Linked DNA regions of Homo sapiens: region 2 is linked to region 1. Evidence: chromatin contacts called from ENCODE Hi-C or POLR2A ChIA-PET data. All regions are on one chromosome and are shown on one strand. The core of a region is the stretch at or near the end of the contact, and the rest is flanking DNA. Distances in the headings are between cores, read along the strand shown. Region 1 holds the start of RARB (retinoic acid receptor beta). Region 2 has its middle 340 kb from the start of RARB-AS1.

What was found. A loop is a pair of places that touch in the nucleus more often than their neighbours do. ChIA-PET counts read pairs that join two places held with the same protein, here RNA polymerase II (POLR2A). Pooled maps may share reads with other maps.
Region 2: a loop to region 1 is called in a map of heart right ventricle, with 2.8 times the contacts of the local background. The contact joins the enhancer-like site here to the promoter of RARB in region 1. A Hi-C loop is called at or near these places in 20 of 168 maps with a recorded cell type or tissue (Right ventricle myocardium inferior, aorta, cardiac septum and 8 more) and 14 of 50 pooled maps. POLR2A ChIA-PET finds 5 or more read pairs at or near these places in 1 of 52 experiments (A549).

The regions. Positions count from the first base shown.
Region 1 is chr3:25,426,039-25,429,888 of GRCh38, reverse strand. RARB (retinoic acid receptor beta) reads right to left here and starts at 1,626. Exons shown (of 8, transcript NM_000965.5): 1 at 1,001-1,626. The coding sequence starts at 1,157. RefSeq lists an enhancer at 1,728-2,565.
Region 2 is chr3:25,043,733-25,047,560 of GRCh38, reverse strand. It overlaps a transcript of RARB not described here. Among named protein-coding and RNA genes, the nearest start is that of RARB-AS1, 340 kb to the left of the region's middle. Within about 2 kb of position 2,088, at least 4 of the 41 ENCODE cell types and tissues checked have a DNase peak (open chromatin) inside an H3K27ac peak, as active enhancers do; they include heart right ventricle, where a contact is called at or near this core.

The DNA of each region.
Region 1 (3,850 bases), core at 377-2,876:
CAAATAAAGTACTAAAAACATTTTGATAGATAGCTGAGCCATTTATCTAAATCACTGTCAGGGCGGCGAAGCATCCTGCAGGCTCCCACTACAGCCACCCGAAGGTGGGATTTTCTGGGACTCCTGATCATTTCTCAAGCCTGCAGCCAGGCTACTGTTGACCAGGTGCGTACCTCGGCACTGTGTCAGCATCAGATAACAAAATAGTCAATATTTTTTTTTTAAATTGGGCTACCCCACTTATATTTCCTTTCCTTTAACTGATGTCCACGTTCCGGGCTGAACTGCAAGATATGGAAATAATGGATGGCTCAGTCCAAGGGGTGTTCATTGCCAGTAGTTTTCTAGCAAAACAGCAACTTCTTAGACCAACAAAGTGACTTGGAAAGGTGGCAGCAGGGTCAATGCTAAGAAATATTGCCTTTCCTTAGCAAGGAAAACATTGGAAGCGGCAGCTTGAACTGGTGGTTTATGAACTTCGGGAGCAGCAGCCACCTTAATTAAACTAAATTCCTTTCAAGGAAAATGTCATATTTTAATTACTTTGGACTGTTGGAATACACAAGGGGTGGGGGGACCTATACAACTAGTAGCTAATCCAAAGAACAGCAAAGTTAAATTCCACTCTGCATACATTTTAGTAAAAACTGCAAAATGTGTCAAATTGCCCTACTTGAAGAATGTTTTAAAGTCTTGTGGTCACCCTCTACTCCCCACCCCCCACATTTTTATGCATATTTTAAAAACTGTTTTCAAGAGACTATAAGGTTGGTAAGGAGAGGAGCATGGGGGCGGGAGGGGTTATTTGGGAAGAAAACATCTAACAGGAAATTTTCAGCAAAGGGAATCAATATGCATGCCAGCATATCACACCCCTTCAGCATTAAATCATTAAATCCTTTGTCTTGCTACCAATGCAGTTTATTTCCAACGTCTTTATTGCATGCAAGAGAGACAATTTTTTTTTTCTTGGTAGAAGAAGGGAAAAAAATAAACCTACATTGAGCAGTGTGCCGATGCTGCCATTCGGTTTGGGTCAATCCACTGAAGCATGCTTTGAGAGCTTTCTCCTGGAGCATGCAGGAAGACGGACTCGCAGTGTAGAAATCCAGGATTTGCCCAGGACTCACTGACAGAACATCCATACAGTCAAACATGATCTCCCTTGCACTGAATGTCTGCAAAAGTGCTTATCCTCTAGGTGTGGAGGCAAATGGCATAGAAAAGTCCACCCAACTCCATCAAACTCTGCCCCTTTTTTGGCACGTAGGCTGTTGGTCTTTTTCCCAGCCCCGAATCATGAATTATGACAGACAAGCCAGCTAAAAGCCTGTAATTGATCCAAATGATCATTTACCATTTTCCAGGCTTGCTCGGCCAATCCAGCCGGGGCGGGGGGTTCCCAGAAAGATCCCAAGTTCTCCTTCCAAGTAAATGCTTGCAAAAAGCCTTCCGAATGCGTTCCGGATCCTACCCCGACGGTGCCCAGACAAACCCTGCTCGGATCGCTCGCGTTCTCGGCATCCCAGTCCTCAAACAGCTCGCATGGGGGAATTCTGGTCCCCCCTTTGGCAAAGAATAGACCCTCCTGCCTCTGAACAGCTCACTTCCTACTACTTCTGTCACACAGAATGAAAGATTGAATTGCCTAATATATGCGAGTGAACTTTCGGTGAACCCTACCCGGGCTGCTAACCTTCAAATGACCCAACTAGTCTGACATCACCAACTCCCAGGATTCTCACAGAGCTTAAAAACTCCCAGCAGCCCTGCAAAAGCAGACAGCCAGAGAGGCAGGCAGCGAGCGCACAAGCCGGCGTTTTCTTTCCTATTTCTCACCTTAAAAACAATACAAGAAGTGCTTTTAAAATGAGCAGGGGAGGAGCCGGGACGCTGCTCCTGGCTCACGTTGAGCACCAACTTCTCTCCCTTTACGCCTTTTTATTTGCGGCGGCTTAGCTTGGAAAACGGTGTTCCGCCTGCGCCCGCTCGCCTCCCGCCCACCGCCTCGCCCCCCAGCCCACACTTTAAATTCCTCTGTGCGCCTTTCTGTCTGTTAAATTCCTTATAACTTATGTATTTTTCCACTCCAGAAAAAGCACATGCAAGCCCTAAACTGTAGAACAGAGAATGGCTACCCCTTGGGAAAGGCTTGGGTTGGGAAACTTTCCATTCCACAGTCTTTTTCTCTTTCTCCCTCTTGCAAGCCCCTGGCTGAATTGACTGCACTCGTTTGCTCTGCAATCCAGCTTTCGAGATTCATTTACTTTGAAAAATCCTCTCCAGGTTCTATGCAGCATATAGAGTAGTCAGGAATTGGTTACCCCTGTCCCAAACACACAGCCACACAGAAAATGAGATTTCAGATCTGGACTTGAAAAAACAGTATAGTGGTCAAGAGCATGGGTTGGGGAATCAAACTGAACTAGATTCCAATTCCAGGTCTGCCACTTACCAGCTGTGTGTTCTGGGATAAGTATTTAACTTCTTCAGGCTTCAGTTTCCTCATCTGTAAAATGGGCATATAATACTACCCACGTCAGTGTTAACTGGGAGGACAGAAATAACACTTGTATGGTGCTGGGTAAATATCATGGAACAAATGTTAGCTGTGACTCATCCTCATACTGTTCAACTGGTGAAACAAAACCCCGGGGAGATGAGACCTACCCAAGGTCACACAGCTCAGAGCTGTGACTAGAACCCAGCTCCCTAGGATGAAAGTCCAATGTGAAAATTACTTGCCTGTTCCCACATCCTTGCACCCCAAATAGCCATGTTGGTTGCCTCTCTCATCATACACCTACACACATCCCACCACATAATTAAACGCATATTTTGTAAACTGGTTTAAGTATGACAGTTTTACATTTTGAAGGACCAGTTTTCTCTCATTCCAGCCCCTGCCCAATCCTTTTATTAAAATACAGTAATTTTAAGGGAAAATGATTTTTTAGATCTCTCACACTGACCCAACCTACAGGAAGAAGAGTCTTTCCAGCCAGTCCTAAAACACTAAGAAGGATAGATGCAGTATTTACAAATAAACCCAGCCGGATGGAGAGCTTTAAAAGGGAGAGCCAATCTACCCTGCAGCCATTTTGCACAACTTGTTTAAAGGATGCAACATACATCAAATAAAGGAAACTCTGGAGAGGAATTAAAACACCCTTTTTTCTCCACTGCCTCTGTAGCATTTACTTGTAATTCTCCCACAAAACAGGGCAGGCAAGTGGTTAGGCAGGGAGGGAGAGTCTCCTTGCCCAATGCAGGGAAGAGCACTGCTCCAGTCTCCTTTTTGTGGATAGTGTTGGAATGTGCATTGGCATCCGGGCCTTTTAAAAGCCTGTCAGGGGGCACCCCACCCCATGCTGAAACACTGCCCTGTCTAGTGGAGTTGCTAAGTGGCACTTGTGGTGTAACATGAAAAGTATGCATCGCACACACTTACCAAGTCAAAGATCCTTTTATGAAGGTACATTAAAACAATTTTCAGCCCAGCAAGCTCAGTTCTTGCTATTGAAAAGTTCAGGGCAATAAAGGGGTGAGATTTTTGCTGAATCTGTGTTTGTTATTTTTGCGCCTCTCTTCTCTCTTTTATATGGCCATCATTTTGTAACAGAGACTTATTGTAAGAAACCCTTTAACTACAAAGAAAACACACATTTTAAGCAAGAGAACACAGAGGAATTTACAAAACATTTAACACACTGTCATTAAGGTAGTTGTAAAGATACACAAAGCACTACATTATGTGCCAATTTCTACTTGGTCCATGAGGCTTATGGCTCCAAATGCTTATTTAAGGTCCTTAGAGTTCCTTGGAAACTGAGTTCATTTTTACCGGACA
Region 2 (3,828 bases), core at 839-3,338, 380 kb after region 1:
TGGCCTCTAGTTACTATGCAACACCGTGTTCCTTGACATTTGCTATGACATCCAATATAGTAGATGTAGAGTCTGAGTGAATCCTTTAAAAACTCCTTTTCTTTTTCACAGGTTTCTTTTACATAAACATTTTTTTTAATGAATCCCCCAGCTTTTCCTTATGGATTGTGCCCCTGACCTAATTACATAAGTACCTGATGGGCTGGAACGCTTCCAAAAGGGCCTCTTAGGAAAAACAATCTGAAGGGTTTTTTTCTCTTTCTTTTGTAATTACATAATTACTCAGCTGACTAATATGAGTCACCATTTGCCATTCTAATCTCCCAGGCACAAAATAGTTTTATTATTTTCCTTGGAATTACCTAATTACCCAATGGATAGCAATAACTCCTGGGCTCTTTTCTGTAAGTAATCTGTAAAGCTCAAGACAAATTCCTCCAGAAGTCTTTGCAAATGGAAGAGAATTTAGAATAATATTATCATTTGCCACATGAGACACTGGAGCTCTTAGTGACAAGGGTGGTCCAATGATACACCACAAATAAATTTGAAGAAAAATTTAAGACTCTGGGCACAGGATAAAATATAGAGGCACATTCTCCCTGCTATGTTCTAGGAAATAAGTGTTCCTGAGCCAAAACAGCAGTGGCTGAGTGCACATCTCTTAAAAAATTAGCAAGCACTCCCAACACACGTGTATTAACTTATAAATTATATGCACCTACTATAGTTTACTCATATATTAACTATTAGTCAAGCTTAATATTTTAATAAAATCTACTAACTAATATAAATTATCAATTATAGGCCAGGAGTGGTGGTTCATGCCTGTAATGCCAGCATTTTGGGAGGCCGAGGTGGGAGGATCACTTGAGGACAGGAGTTTGAAACCAGCCTGACCAACATGGTGAAACCCCGTCTCTATCAAAAAATACAAAAATTAGCTGAGCATGGTGGTGTGTGCCTGCAATCCCAGCTACTCAGGGAGGCTAAGGTGGGAGAATCACTTGAACCCAGGAGTAGAGGCTGCAGTGAGCCAAGATCACACCACTGCTCTCCAGCCTGGGTGACAGAGTGAGACCCTGTCTCAAAAATAAAAAAATTATAATATTTTTTATACCCCAATAGAAGCCTAGGATATCTTGTCTTAAAGAGTGCTGCCTTCCAGAATATCAAAGTCTTCAATAGATCTTAAAATTGCTCTATGAATGACCTGTAGTTTCTCAGTCTCTATTCACTTAGGGAATAACTTAGGAGACTGACTATTTTGATCCTTTTCTGCAGTTTTTCAAAGGCATATGCAAGAAAATTACACAAGCCTTTGAGCTTATCAGTCTACCCCAGCATATTTTCTAGGGGGTGCTCAGGCCAACAGGCCCAGCGGTTTTTTTCTCCATGCCTTTCTTGACCTCATTTTCTTTCCCTAATTTCCCATTCAACCCCAGAAATGGTGGGTTTGCAAAAGCCTCTTTCTGATCTAGGACCAAAAGAGCCGGGCAGACTACATGATTTACAAAGCCAACATGTTGGCCTATGCCCTGGGTATGACAGATTTCTAATAAAAAGGAACATATTTATCCAAGCTATTGAAAAGCCAGGTCTAATGAATATTAAATCTGATCAAACCATTTTCCTATGTATAATAAAATACTAAGTCATGTTGTGATTTAACTGTATTTACAACTGTCCTCTTTAGTTTACATTCATTAAAACATTTTAAGAAAAAGGCTACATTAAATTTTATTTTGGAACTAATAAAAATATTAAACCTTAAGAAGTTCTGAAGCTTTGCTAAGGCAGCTGAACTTAATATGCTTGTAATTTCCCTAAGTAACAGATTCAATTCCTTAACAATGAATTTTGTATTCCACAGACTCATAGCTTACATTTTTTAAAAGGTTCATGAGGCATTAGAAAATATAAATCTGAAAAAAACTGTTCAGTCATGTCTCATTGTTCTGGTACACAAACCAACTCACACACTGTAGTAGAAGTAGCAACACTGAAGTCGTTTTGACAGTTGAACACAAACAGAGGCCCCAAACAATGAACACACAGAAACAGGACACTCCTCTGGAGGGAGGGAGCTCTGGCTTTGAATGTCAGGAAGGGAGCCAACAGGCTGTCCATTTACTTAAACCTCTCAGATACAAAGAGTTACCTCGCTTTCTCTCTCGGAAGGGCCTCCTGATAAACCCCCCTCCTGTCTCACTGCAGAACCCCAGTCTTCCTCAACTCTGTTAATTAGGGGAGAGAAGAAAGGGAGAGGGAAACCAGAAAGCTCACTGACCTATCTATAAATGCACAACATTTCGGTCTCTCCTCCTGGCTCAGAGGTTTAAGACTCTCCTTTCTCCATCAAACACCCAGGAAAGTTGCTTTTGCAAGAAGGCACTGTACTTTTGCTATTCCAGCTGTTAGGCCAGTCATTTCCTAGAAACAGACCTGACATCTTCCGCTCCTCTCAAACCTCCTGATGCCACTGAAATAACCAAACTAAACTTTTTAGGTTTTCGAAACTTGTCTTTCAGAAGTCATTGGTCATAGTCCATTCCTCCAAGTAGAACAAAAAAATGCCGGGAGGACTTTGATTGTAAGGTTCATGATTCCCCCTTCAAACTATAAACTGTCAGATATAAACAGGGCATTCACTGAGAACAATGGAGATTAATAAAGAGAGACAGGACTGCTGTCTGGGGGAAAGAATGGTTCAAAGATTCCAGTACTGGCCTTCTATAGTCAGTTGGCTATTTTATCCTGTAGGTCCTAATGCTGCTAGGAAGAAGTTCTATTTGGTTGTGGAATCTTTCAGTAATATTAGAAAGATACTTACTTAAATTAACTATTCATTCCATCTACAAAAAGTTGAATATCTTCCATTTTCCAGACAGTATTTGCAGGGAACAAGAGAGACACATTCATTTACTTCCCTAGAAATATTTCAAGTATTTATTATAAGCCAGGCATGTGCCGGCCATGTACCACGACTCCTAGCACATGGAACCTTGAACACCAATCCCAGGCTGATTACTACGACAAGGTCTGATAAGTGAGAACTCGAGGATTTGTTTTTTTTAGCCCTAAATATATATAAAAATAGACTTCCTTCTTTCCTTCCTTTCTTCCTCTCAACAATTTAACACATATTAATGAAGGGTCTGGATACATTTGGTAGAGTGCTAGGCGCTGAAGATACAACAGTAGGCAGACTCAGATACAGTTCCTGCCTGTCATTTTAAAAAGTTGACACAAGGCCAATTTCTCATGTTTTGCCCAGCTAGGGAATAAGATATTAATGTCAGAATCACACATACATCAAATGTTGCAGCTGTCATTAGTCCTTGAAGGTGAGAAAGGAAAATGTGAGGCATTTAACATAATTTTGTTCAAAAAAGAGGGAAGAGTCTATTAAGAATTGACTAAAAGGGTTTTGCTGTTTAAAATTCTTCCCTGAACTTGTTTACCTTCTGTTGATTCATTTTCATTTACTTTGAAGGTAGTATCAGTGGACTGAAACTCTAATTAAAAAAAAAATGGGAAAACCTGAGAGGTCTGCAGAGCCTCAATCCACCAGTCAGGAGGACTTGCACTCCATATCCACACACACATGCTTTCTATTAAAACCATTGAGAGGTACTTCTGAATAGCATCAACCACACATTTCCTCAATGAGCCACGAAATAAAGTGCTATTAATTCTCACCAATATTCATGAAATGATTGCTTTTTATTGCATATGTCTAACCTCCTACCATGGTCCTGAAGTTTTCTATCCTTTTCTGAACTATCGGTGACTTCGGCATCTTAGGGAGCATGCTGAGTGGTCACG